4 separate regions of the Homo sapiens genome follow, and regions 1, 2 and 3 are each linked to region 4. The links are chromatin contacts, found by Hi-C in ENCODE. All regions are on one chromosome and are shown on one strand. Each heading gives the region's core, a stretch centred on a gene start or an enhancer-like site at or near the end of the contact. The rest is flanking DNA. Distances are from core to core; before and after follow the strand shown.

The links. Hi-C counts contacts between places; a loop is a spot of excess contacts on that map. Pooled maps may share reads with other maps.
Region 1: a loop to region 4 is called in a map of CD8-positive, alpha-beta T cell, with 5 times the contacts of the local background. The contact joins the promoter of ME2 here to the promoter of ACAA2 in region 4. A Hi-C loop is called at or near these places in 1 of 168 maps with a recorded cell type or tissue (CD8-positive, alpha-beta T cell), 1 of 37 single-sample maps with no recorded cell type and 11 of 50 pooled maps.
Region 2: a pooled map shows a loop between it and region 4 (5-fold over the local background). The contact joins the enhancer-like site here to the promoter of ACAA2 in region 4. A Hi-C loop is called at or near these places in 3 of 50 pooled maps.
Region 3: a pooled map shows a loop between it and region 4 (11-fold over the local background). The contact joins the promoter of ELAC1 here to the promoter of ACAA2 in region 4. A Hi-C loop is called at or near these places in 9 of 50 pooled maps.

The regions. Positions count from the first base shown.
Region 1 is chr18:50,877,781-50,880,480 of GRCh38, forward strand. It overlaps ME2 (malic enzyme 2), which reads left to right and starts at 1,338. Exons shown (of 16, transcript NM_002396.5): 1 at 1,338-1,528. RefSeq lists an enhancer at 1,127-1,628 and a silencer at 1,167-1,726.
Region 2 is chr18:48,801,681-48,804,380 of GRCh38, forward strand. All of the region lies in intron 9 of CTIF (cap binding complex dependent translation initiation factor), which reads left to right. Among named protein-coding and RNA genes, the nearest start is that of CTIF-AS1, 39 kb to the right of the region's middle. RefSeq lists an enhancer at 1-52. Within about 2 kb of position 1,296, at least 13 of the 41 ENCODE cell types and tissues checked have a DNase peak (open chromatin) inside an H3K27ac peak, as active enhancers do.
Region 3 is chr18:50,966,723-50,969,422 of GRCh38, forward strand. It overlaps ELAC1 (elaC ribonuclease Z 1), which reads left to right and starts at 1,318. Exons shown (of 4, transcript NM_018696.3): 1 at 1,318-1,392. RefSeq lists an enhancer at 946-1,005 and a silencer at 1,156-1,645.
Region 4 is chr18:49,812,229-49,814,928 of GRCh38, forward strand. ACAA2 (acetyl-CoA acyltransferase 2) reads right to left here and starts at 1,305. Exons shown (of 10, transcript NM_006111.3): 1 at 1,241-1,305. The coding sequence starts at 1,256. SNHG22 (small nucleolar RNA host gene 22) reads left to right here and starts at 1,795. Exons shown (of 4, transcript NR_117096.1): 1 at 1,795-1,834. It also overlaps SCARNA17. RefSeq lists silencers at 1,098-1,217, 1,111-1,405, 1,648-1,817.

The DNA of each region.
Region 1 (2,700 bases), core at 88-2,587, 1.1 Mb after region 4:
TGCGATATTTCTAAAACTTACTCCTGAAACTTTTTACCCTTTGACCAACATCTCCCCATTCCCCATCTACCCCCCAACACCCCCACAACTGTCTTTCAAAGACAAAAGAATTTCACCTCTACTAATGAAGCATTTATGTAGAAAGACACTGGTAATGTTTAGTTTCCTTCATCCAACCTGCTGCATCTTGTAAGTTCCTGGCAAGCAGAGTTACTTTAGGTCATTCATATTTATAACCTCTCCTTGCCTGCGGTGGTTATTATAGCAACCACACCTATGGATTATCACCTAACTGGAGTTTCCTCCTCACAGGCCCCACCCTTCAATGTTCAGAGAGGGGCGATTGCCCCAGATTTTATTTAATTGTCAGAGTTTAGGAGGGAGCAATTCACTCTTCCCTACTTCCACTCCATCTTCTCAATCCTACATTTCCATCACTTTTAATTTTATTCTGCCTTGCCTCTTTTTTTATATTTTACATCTTATTTTTGAAATTGTCATTACCATGCCTTGTTTTAAGAGTACACAAGCTCATTATAGTAAAGAGTTTTGGGTGATAACATTTTCTGAAATAAGGGTGAAGAAATATCCTCCCATGTCACAACCGTTGGGAGGGCGGGGGTAGGGATGTTGGAAGGCACGGTCCCTGCGGCTTTCAAGGACAAGACAATTAAGTGTTCCGGTGCTTTTCTGAGGCAGAACATTGAGCATCTATTTATGGTGACTGTGACAGTGGAGGTGATTGGTAAATTCACCGCAGGCCAATAACCTTGCCAGCAGCCATGAGGAGTGGCAAAGAATTCTGCAGAAGAGCAAGTCCTAAGCACACAAAACAGCTCGGAAAGTGAAAGCGTCGCTGAAGTGCGGAAGCCTCGCATTTCCTGGGTCCTCTTCTTCCTTCCTTTGCCGTCTCCTGCCCTCCCGTTCTCCCCCTTCCTCTGTGGCTCAGGCAGGACAGACCCCAACTCCCAGCTTCCCTGGCCTCCGCGGGTTCGGAGACTGGGACCCCCGGGCCAGGAGTGCTGGGGGGCGCGGTCGGCCAGCCCCGGCTTCCTTCATGGAGCGGCGGAGCTCCACCTCCTCCTCCGCACTGCACTTCTCACATCCTCAGCATCGCGTCCACGAGGCCGCCCGCCCCGCCTCAGAACCGTAACCTCCAGGAGCTGGGTTGAGGAAGGCGCGGAGGACAGGAACCCCAGCGCCGGCAGCTAAGCCTCCAGACGGAGCCCGCCCCTCCGGCCGGTTCCTGCCTCCAATTGGCCCGCGAGCCCGTCCGTCTCCACCGTGGGCCACGCCTTCCGGGCCCCGCGGCTGGCCGGCTCCTCGCGCCCTCCCCTCTCTCGGCCGCTCTTCGGGCCGCCTCTGCGTGTGGGGCCGCCCGCGCCAGTGTGAGCCTGAGCTGACGGCGGCTCCGGGAGGCTCGCAGAAGGGGAGGGCCGGGCGGCGCGGGAGCTGAGCATCGCCAGGGCGGGCGGCAGGGCGCGGCCTCTCCGCCGGGTGTACCACCTGTCGCGGCGCGAGACCTCTGGTAAGGCCCGGCGCGGTGGGGCCCGGGCGGGGGTCCGGGAGAGGAGCGGGCGCCGGCCTCCCCTGGCCCGGCCCCGAGAGCCCAGCGCTGCCGCGCCTCCGGCCTCCGCGCGTGCGGCCCCCGCCGTTCCCGGCCTGGCGGTGGGGGCTGGGGGAAGGGAAGCGGTCTGCGGAGTCCGGGCTGAGGGCGAGGGACCGGCTACATCGCGGCGACCCAGGTTCCAGCGGCCGCGGCTCTACCCGGCGCGCGATTTCCAGGTTCCTCCGCCGGCTGGTGCCTGGGCGCCCCGCTCTCGCCCGGGAGCGAGGCCCTGGGCCTCCAAACGCCAGCATCTCTTTCTCGCTCTTTCTGCACCCCTCCACAAAAGGACTTCTGTGGCTGGAAACCCTTTGGCAAGCCTATCTCCTTTATTCAGTCGGGCCGAGTTAACGGCAGGAGTTAGGCTGTGTGTGTGGCTCCTCCCTTTAAAAAAAGACTTGCTGCGGGCTGGAGAGTTCTGAGATTGGACCGATTCCGTCTATTATTAAATGCCATCTGTGGACCGGGATTGGCAGGTGTTTCTTTCACGCTGGCGATAACTATCTCTGCATGTGGTGTTACCTAGGTGGTCCTAGGTTTCGACTTTCTTTTTTGGTTCCAGAGATAATTCTAGAAAATTTACGTTGCTTGTGGTGAGAAGCGTGATCAAATTAACACGTGCTTTCTTACAAAACGTTTTATCATCTTCTGTCTGTGGATTTACCTTCCTGATGCTTGTGGCTATCACCTCTAAGCAAAGAGGTTAATAGCATTGCTATTTCTGTTAGTGTTGCAGTTGATAACGATAACAATAGTAGCATGTATTAATTGCTAGTGACAGGCAGAGCGCTAGTTTCTACACGGATTATCTCAAAATAACCCTTTGAGGTTGATACTGTTACTGCCTCCACTTTACAAACCAGGAAACTAAGGTTTAGGTAGGTTAAGTAACTTGCCTAAGACCACAGTTTTAACGTGACAAAGCCTAGATTCAAACTCAAGTGGTCTAACTTCATAGCTGCATCCTCCACCCCCACTCCCTTAAACGTGTATACTCCTTAAGCATTGCTCATGTTGTTAAGCTAATTGCGATGTTGTACCCATAATTTTGATTTTCAATTTACAAATACTCTGTAAATTAGATGAGAGAAACA
Region 2 (2,700 bases), core at 46-2,545, 1.0 Mb before region 4:
GTCTTCCGGACAATTTCAGAAGTAATTGGGCCACTCATTGAAAGTAGGGTTTCAAAAGTCATTTCTTCAGCTTCCAACTGCTTCCAGAGCAGAGGGATCCCAGATGCCATTTCTGCCTAGGGTTGGGGACCCAACCTTCTTAGTAGAACCTGGTCCAGGCAGAAACCGTGGAGAAGACTCTAGGAATCTCCAAAAAGCTGGATAAGCTGAATTCTGGCCCCAGCTCCCAGTTCCTCCCACAGGAAACCTTGGATACAACATTCATCCAACTTATGCTTCAGTTTCTCACATAGCAGAATATGGGCACAGTCACCCTTTGCTGATTAGGAAGGGTTATTACACCTGTTTGCGTCACTCTGTCACCTGGGTGCAGGTCAAAGGTCTCTTTCATTTTATAGATAAGGATGCAGAGGCACGGTGACTGGCCTGACAGTCACATGGTGACTTTCCATTTTATAGATGGGGACACAGAGTCACAGCAGTTGGCCAGTCTTGCTGTCCTTTTATTTTGCGGTTGGCCTGCTCCTCAGGCTGAGGCCTCAGTGAGCACAGCCCCACTCTGTTTCCACAGAGAGCTTCATGTCATGGATAAGACCTACCACCTGTGCCCGGGCCTAGGCCTGGCAAACACCTGTCTCCAAGCCCTCGGCCTCTCTCCTGGGCAGGATGGCAGCCAGGCAGGGAATATCCGAATTCTGCAGAGACAACAACTCAGCCCTCTCCTCTGAGGACCTGGAGGGAAGTGTAAGGCAGGGGTGGGTGGCTGTCATGTCTGCATGATGACCTTTTCAAACTTGATGCCTTGGGGGGTCCAAAGAGCACCAGGCCCAGGATCAGAGACCTGGGTTCCAGCTCTGTCAACCTCAGAAGGTAGGCAGATCAAGGAGCCTCATCCTCCAGTGAGCTGCTGTGTGGGGCAGAGCCAGGAAAGCTGCAGGAAGTGCCTAGAAAGGCAGAGTGCTGTGTAGAGGTATGGCGAGACAGTGACATGAACATCAGGCAGGCGGCAGAGAAGATCAGGGCGCCAGCACGGGCACCAGCTACTAAGTGTGTAATCACTGAGGGCTGCCCTTGAGCCTGGGAACTTCAGCCCCCTCACGCCCCTTGACCTGACAAGTGGTACTAACGTCCTCCCTGAGGCTGAGTCCAGTGACACCTTGCTTTGAGGAATTCCTGCTTGTCCCACTGGTATTCTTCATCTGTCAGACAATCCAGCCTTCTCTCTCTGCTCAGGCTGAAAGGAAAACTTCCAGCCTCTTCTGAGGGCTTTTCAAGGCCACAGCCACAGCAGGTGCTGGCTCCCTTGCCTGAGAATAAGGCTTCGCGCCTGCCTAAGTGTGAGACAGAATTCCTGCTGGATCAGCCTGACTTCTCAGCTTCTCTCTGCTGCAACCCAGCGCCATCCCCCCGCCTCCCTGTCCCCTCCTACGGATCAGCAGAGCTGAGCCTACCTGACCTGATTTTGCCAATAGAAATATGCTGGGTGCTCACAGCCTGGGAAACTTGGAAATGTCTCCAGAGTGATCCAGATTTAGCTGGAAGTGGCTGATGGCTGTTCCCAGCCACAGTGTGTGCCCTTTGTCTAGAGCCAACTGCTGGGGAGAAAGCATTTCCAGCCACAGTGTCATGAACCATCAGTCACAGAGAATGTGTCTGGTAATTTTTTATTAATAATAGTTAAAGGATCGGCATTTGGGGCTTGATTTTCATGTCCATTGATTAGAGCAGATTCAAGATAATCCTCATCATATCACTCTCTCTTCATTCTTTTGGATGGGACAGAAAGGGCAGCAATCACCCAGTACATCGGGAATTTGACATGATGCTCAGGAGAGTGTCAGGCACCTGTGACAGCCACCCGATGGTCCTAGGTAAGGCCTGTGATTGCAGGGGGCAGCTGTTATTTCTGCGTGTGGTCCAGGGATCTGTCACTGAGCCCACCTGCCCCAGCTGCAGAATGACCACATGACCTGGTTCTGTCCAATCAGGGAACCCCATCACCACAGCCACAGTGATTGGGCTGAGAGATAGTCATGTGATGAGCAGGGCCAGTCAGAATCCTTCCCTGAGATTTGAGGGTTTGACATTTGGGGAGGGGGGGCTCTGTCTTCCTTTTGGCTCAAGAACCATTATGAGAGAGACCAGGTGCTGCTGACCGCCATCTTAGCCATGGCAAAGGGAGAACCTGTCTGTGGCAGCAGAAAAATCAGTCAGCATGCAAGTCAAAGCCCAGACAAGGGAGAGAGGGGAGAGAAGGGAGGACCAGCCCTGGGGTTGCTGTTTGAGCCCTGGGGACAGGCTGTGTCCTAGGGCCCACCTTCCATGTAAGACAGCCCAGGCCTGTGTGCCTCTTCAGCTAGTCTGAGATGGTTTCTGTCACTGGCATCCAAGAATCCTCAGTGTCTAGGGGCAGAGCAGAGTGAAGCAGTGGAATGGTCAGGGGTCGTTGGCCAGGGAGATCAGGGATACTTGGGGAAAGGTTCAAGTCCACCTAAAAAGGGACACACCCAAACCCAAGGAGTAGTTCAGGGCCCAGCTGGCATCAGAACTCAAGCAAACTTGTCCCAGGGCGGAGGCTGCAGCCCAGTGCCCACATGGTCCCCGTCTCCCTCCAGACAAGATGTGCAGCCACCACAGACTGTTGCCAGAGTGCAGAGTGACATGCAGGTCAGATTCTGACTGCTCCAGAGTCTAGGTGTG
Region 3 (2,700 bases), core at 68-2,567, 1.2 Mb after region 4:
GTTGAGTCCAGGAGGAAGAGGTTGCAGTGAGCTGAGATCGCGCCACTGCGCTCCAACCTGGGTGATAGAGTGAGACCCTGTCACAAACAAACAAACAAACAAAAACCCAAAACCAGGGACCATGACAAATTTTTAAAATCTCTCAGCCCCAAAAATAATACTATCCACAAAGTCAGAGCTCCATTAATACTGGAATAAAGGTTAAAAGAGCCCAATAAGTAGAAGTAGATGAGTTAATGATTTTTAAACAAGTGGCAGTCTCTCTGTCCTGGTAGTTTCAAGAAACACCACTCCGATTCCTATTTTGAAGCTGCTGGATTTTTTTTTTTTTTTTTTTTTTTTTTTTTAACAGAGTCTCGCTCTGTCGCCCAGGCTGGAATGCAGTGGTGCGATCTTGGCTCACCGCAACCTGCACCTCCTGGGTTCAAGCGATTCTCATGCCTCAGCCTCCCGAGTAGCTGGGACTACAGGCGTGTGCCACCATGACCGGCTAATTTTTTTTTTTTTTTGTATTTTTAGTAGAGACGAGGTTTGCCATGTTGGCCAGGTTGGTCTCGAACTCCTGAGCTCAGGCAATCCGCTCGTCTTGGCCTCCCAAAGTGATGGGATTACAGGTGTGAGCCACGGCGCCCGGCCAGCTGCTGGATATTTTGACCACCTCAAGTACGCTGAGCACGAAATCAGTGCATCTGGCAGTACACAGGAGCTTGAAATACTTTTTTTAAAAGTTGTTATTCAAACTGAAGGAGTTTTTCCCTGTGGTCTGTAATCGCCACGTGCCCGTTCTGTATACAGCCAGCCTGGGTTTTTCAATCCCACGTCCGCTACCTAAGAGAACACCAAGGCTTGGAGTGAGTATGGCACAATCAGCTTCAGATGTTAAGCAAATATTCCAACCTAGAGTAGGAAAATGGAATATGGACGGGGCTTTATGAAGGTGCATGGTCAGGCAAAGGATCTTAGTGGATGAAAGACAGTAAAGATTCATCCCAACCAAAGACCAAAAATGACACATATGTATGAGCAAAACATCAGGAAGAACACTCTTATGTGGAAAATATTACACGGAAAACAAAAGAAGAGTAACTTTTTCCCTTTTGGTTTATCCCGCTCTGGTCCTCAGGGCGATAGCTACCACCTGACACACAGCGACCTGGGAAAGAGGGAAACTCAATCACTGCCCTCGCGGCCCGGGGGGAGCCCGGAAGCGCGCCCAGAGCCAGGTCCCGCGCGGGCGCCACCGAGCGCGGACCTCCCTCGCATCCTAGAGCGGCCGCGCGGGACCCGGCCGGCGGCGCACTTCCGCCCGGGCGCATTGTAGCCCCGCGGACAGCTGGGCCAGGGTGCGGGCCTGCGCCTCCCTCGGCTCCTGGCGCGGGCCTCGGGGAGAGGGTGAGTGCGGTAGGGCATACCAGAGGGGGGCGGGCGCGCTTCCTCGGGACTCGCCGGCTCGATCAGGCACGGCCCGGCGCTGGGGACCTAAGCCTGGGGAGCGCCCGGGAGCGAGGACGCGCCTCGTTCACCGCCCCGGGCCGGAGTCTCGGCGGGCCGGAGCCTCGGCCGCCCGGCGCCGCCGCCCACCCAGCCTTTTTCGAGGCCAACACGGTCTCGTGGGGGAGCCTGGGCTCTCTGGAGGCCGGAAATCTGGCCTCTGGCCCTGCCTGTGCCTTGGCCTCTTACTCTCTGCCGCCCGGCCTCGGTTCTTTCAGCTCTAAGATGGAGGACAGCGATATCTGCCCTAGGCACACCACAGGGTGATTGCAGGGTTGACACTGCCTGCCTGAAAACGAAGGAGCGCCGGTTCTCAACCCGGCAACCAGTAGAATCGCTTGGGAAGCCTCCAAATGCTGATGCCCCATCATCACCGGGGAATTGTGATCTGCGGCCAGGACCGAGATCCACGGGCCCAGAGTGAAATGACAGTACTGTGATCACGACTGGAATATGCACTTCGCCGAACGTGGATCACAGTCTTGAGAAAGCAAGCAGCTGGGTTTTTGTTTTGTTTTTTTTCCAAGAAGACAGGGACCTAATCTGGTTTGCTCGCATTTAATTCCTAGTGCCTAGAATGGTGCATGTCCCAAAACATGCACCATTGATTAAATAATTTCTGATTACTTCCCGACCTATTTGGAGGGTTTTCATTATATTTGTTTTAAAATTATTATGGAAACCTTCAAGTCATATATGAAAATTGAATAGTAACTGAACTCCCAATTCATGATCAATTCTGTTTCATCTGTTACCCTCTCCCCCACTGTAGTATTTTGAAGCAAATCTGAAATGTACCATTCCATCTGTTACCTTGTTCATGTTTATAAAACACAATAACACCTTTTTAAAACATAAAGCCATTATCAGTGTACTTAGCACTTCATTTTACCCTCTACTATCCAGTCAGCATTTACATTTTCCTAGTTGTCTCTTTCCTCTTACCCAGTTTGTCCAAATCAGTATCCAAACAATCTACACACGTTATATTTGGTTGATGTCTCTTAGATCTCTCTTAATCTTTTTCTCTTGCTCTTTATTTTGTTCCCTGTATTTTACTTGAACAAGTCATTTGTACGGTTCACGTTTTCTACAACCAGGATTTTGCTTTTTCCATCTCTGGTATCCTTTAATAAGCAGGTATTTAGACCTGCAGACTTGTTCAGGTCAGGTTCGATTTTTTGGCAAGAGAACTTAATGGGGGATTAC
Region 4 (2,700 bases), core at 55-2,554:
CACTTTGGTTCTTCTCACTTTCAGATCCCCCTAACCAATGCTTAGCTGGCATCTCCACTTGGCTGCTTCACAGGCACCAAAAAGTTTTCTGCCTAAAACTGAATTCTCAATCCTTCTTTCCACATCTATTCCTTTCCCAATTTTCCTCACTCTGTAAAGTGGCATCATCATGAACACGGTTCATCAAACCAGACACTTTTCATCATTCTCGACATTTCCTTCTTATATTTACTCCACCACATCCAATCCACTTTCTATCAAATCCACCTCCAAATCTATCTCAACTCATCCCTCCCCTTTTCTCCCCAATTACACTGCCCCACACGAGTCAAAGCCATCATTTGCTGCTCCCTGGACCTCTACAATAGATCCTTAAATGGTCTCTTCGCCATTACACAGACCGCCCCAAATTCGGACAGAGTGGAAATCAGATCCTGTCATTACCCCGCTTTAAATCCCTGTATTGCCTTCCACTGAATTTGGAACAAAACCCCACCTTCTTACAGAGCCCACAGGGCCCTGGAGCACCAAAATGCTTGGTTCTTAGATCCTGCCAAGCTTTTTCCTGTCTCAGGGCCTCGATATGTATTCCACCTCAATGTTCTTCGACTCGTACATCCTTAAAGTAAGATTCCATTGACTGTGCCCACTTGTTTTGAAAAGGGAGTTTATTACACAGTTGTTTTAAACAAGTTCATAACCCTAGAACTTAGGTATAGAGTGACCGCTCTAATCTAAAGCAACAGAAGGGAAATGGGAGCAGGGCAGGTCTTCCAGCAGAACACCAGCTACCATTTCTGCAGGCCTCTCCATCGATTCACCCGGGGAGCCCTGACCACCGAGGCCGAGCGGCGGGCTCCTGTGCGCAGCTGCCCCGCAGCAGGCGCCCGCGGCCTATGGCGCCGCCCCATTTTTTCTAATACTTGGACTCGAACTAGTGGGGTCACTGTTAGGCGAAGAAAGGAATGACCTCCAAGGTCACATGCAAGCAAACTTTGGTCTCAACTAAACAGGAAATTGCACCGAAATCGCTGTCGCTAGCGCCTTACAAGTAAGGGTTTTCTCCTTAACCCAAACAAGCCTTTCGGGCTGGGTTTTTATCACGTCCGCTCCAAAACCGAGGAGGTTGAGTGAACTTCACCCCACGACCCCGACTCTCCGCGGCGGCCGGAAGCGGAGGCCTGGCCTGGGGAGGGCAGGACCCCGAGGGGCGAGGAGAGGAGGAGGGGGCTGCGCTCACCTCGGAGCAGAGCCATGGCGGCTGCTGGGTCGTCGGCGGCGCGGGTCTGTGGTGTGGGGGACGCTGAGCGGCCGCTCGCAATCACCCAGATTTCAAGAGCGTGGGTGGCGCCCCGAGAGCCACGCCCCTGCCCTTTCACCTACTTCCTGGGGCTCCTTGGCGGGGTCCCAGCGTAAGATGGTCCTACCCCACGCGTAGCGCTGCCCGCCTCACCCCAGCCCGAGGGAGCCCAGGGGACGGGGCTCGGATAGACCACAACGCGCCTTGAGAGCGGACTCTTTCCTCACATCCTCATTTTTAGATTTTCTCCGTTTCCAAACCGAGAGAATTTGGTTTGACACCTCTCACCCATCATATCCTAGCCCCGACAGGCGATGACTCTTCCCCTTTGTCTCCGCCAACACCCTAAACACTGGGCAGGAGCCAAGGGCTGAGGAACTTGGCGCGCGGGCGGCCGCGGCCGCCAGCTGGGGGCGGGACCGAACGTCCTGTGGGCGGGGCGCGGCGGCGGCGGCGGGATTGGCTGGGGCGGGCGGGTGCGCAGTCCGCTGGGCAGAGGCTTGGGCCGCCGAGCTGGACCCGGACCGGTTTTGGGTACTGTACTGGGGGCAGGGCAGAGAGGTGGGCGGCAGTTGGGGTGCGGTGATTGTAGTAGGCTAGGGCGCTTTCGGGTCCCCATTGCAGCCCCCGGATGAGCCCGCAGTATTTTCCTTATATGATCAGGTCCCATTGCGGGCGGCGCCGCTTGCCCGGAGCCTGAGAGGATTATGAAAACGTGGCGAGCGAAATGGGGCCAGGGGACCTGGAGCAGGGGCGTGAGGAGAGTAGGCAGCGGGTGAGGCTGGACGGGAGGGAGGTCTAGGGAGGCCTCTGCCGCGGGCACTGTGAGTCCTGGCCGATGATGACGAGACCACTGCGCAATCTGAGTTCTGGGAACCAGGTGATGGAGTATGTTCTGAGAACAGACTGAGGCCGGGCAAGCAGGAGGCGGCCGCGGCAGGGGAGAGGCGGAGAGCCCCTCGATACCAGGGCTCGGAGGGCCGGGCTGCCTAGCGAGGGCTTCTTTTGAGTGCGTAGGGGTGGTGGGTGGCATGGACGGTTTCTCTGAGTCGTCAGCGAATGCCCCCCCTAGAATCCTGCTTTTCAAACACTTTGGTGACACTCTTGCAATGTTGGGGTGTTTTTAAATCCAAATTTGTATTATGAAAACTTACAAACTTACAGAAAAGTGGGAAGACTTGTACAGTGGACACATATCGACCCAATTGTTAACATTTTGCTATATTGCTATCCACCTGTTCTTCCATCAAACCATCTTATCTTTTTAATGCAGACCTTAGTACTCTACACCCATGAACACATCAGCACACATTATTCATTTACAGTTCTTTTTAAGGCAAAATATCCACGCAATCAAATGTACAAATCTTAGACAAGCTTCACAAATGCTCATGTATAGG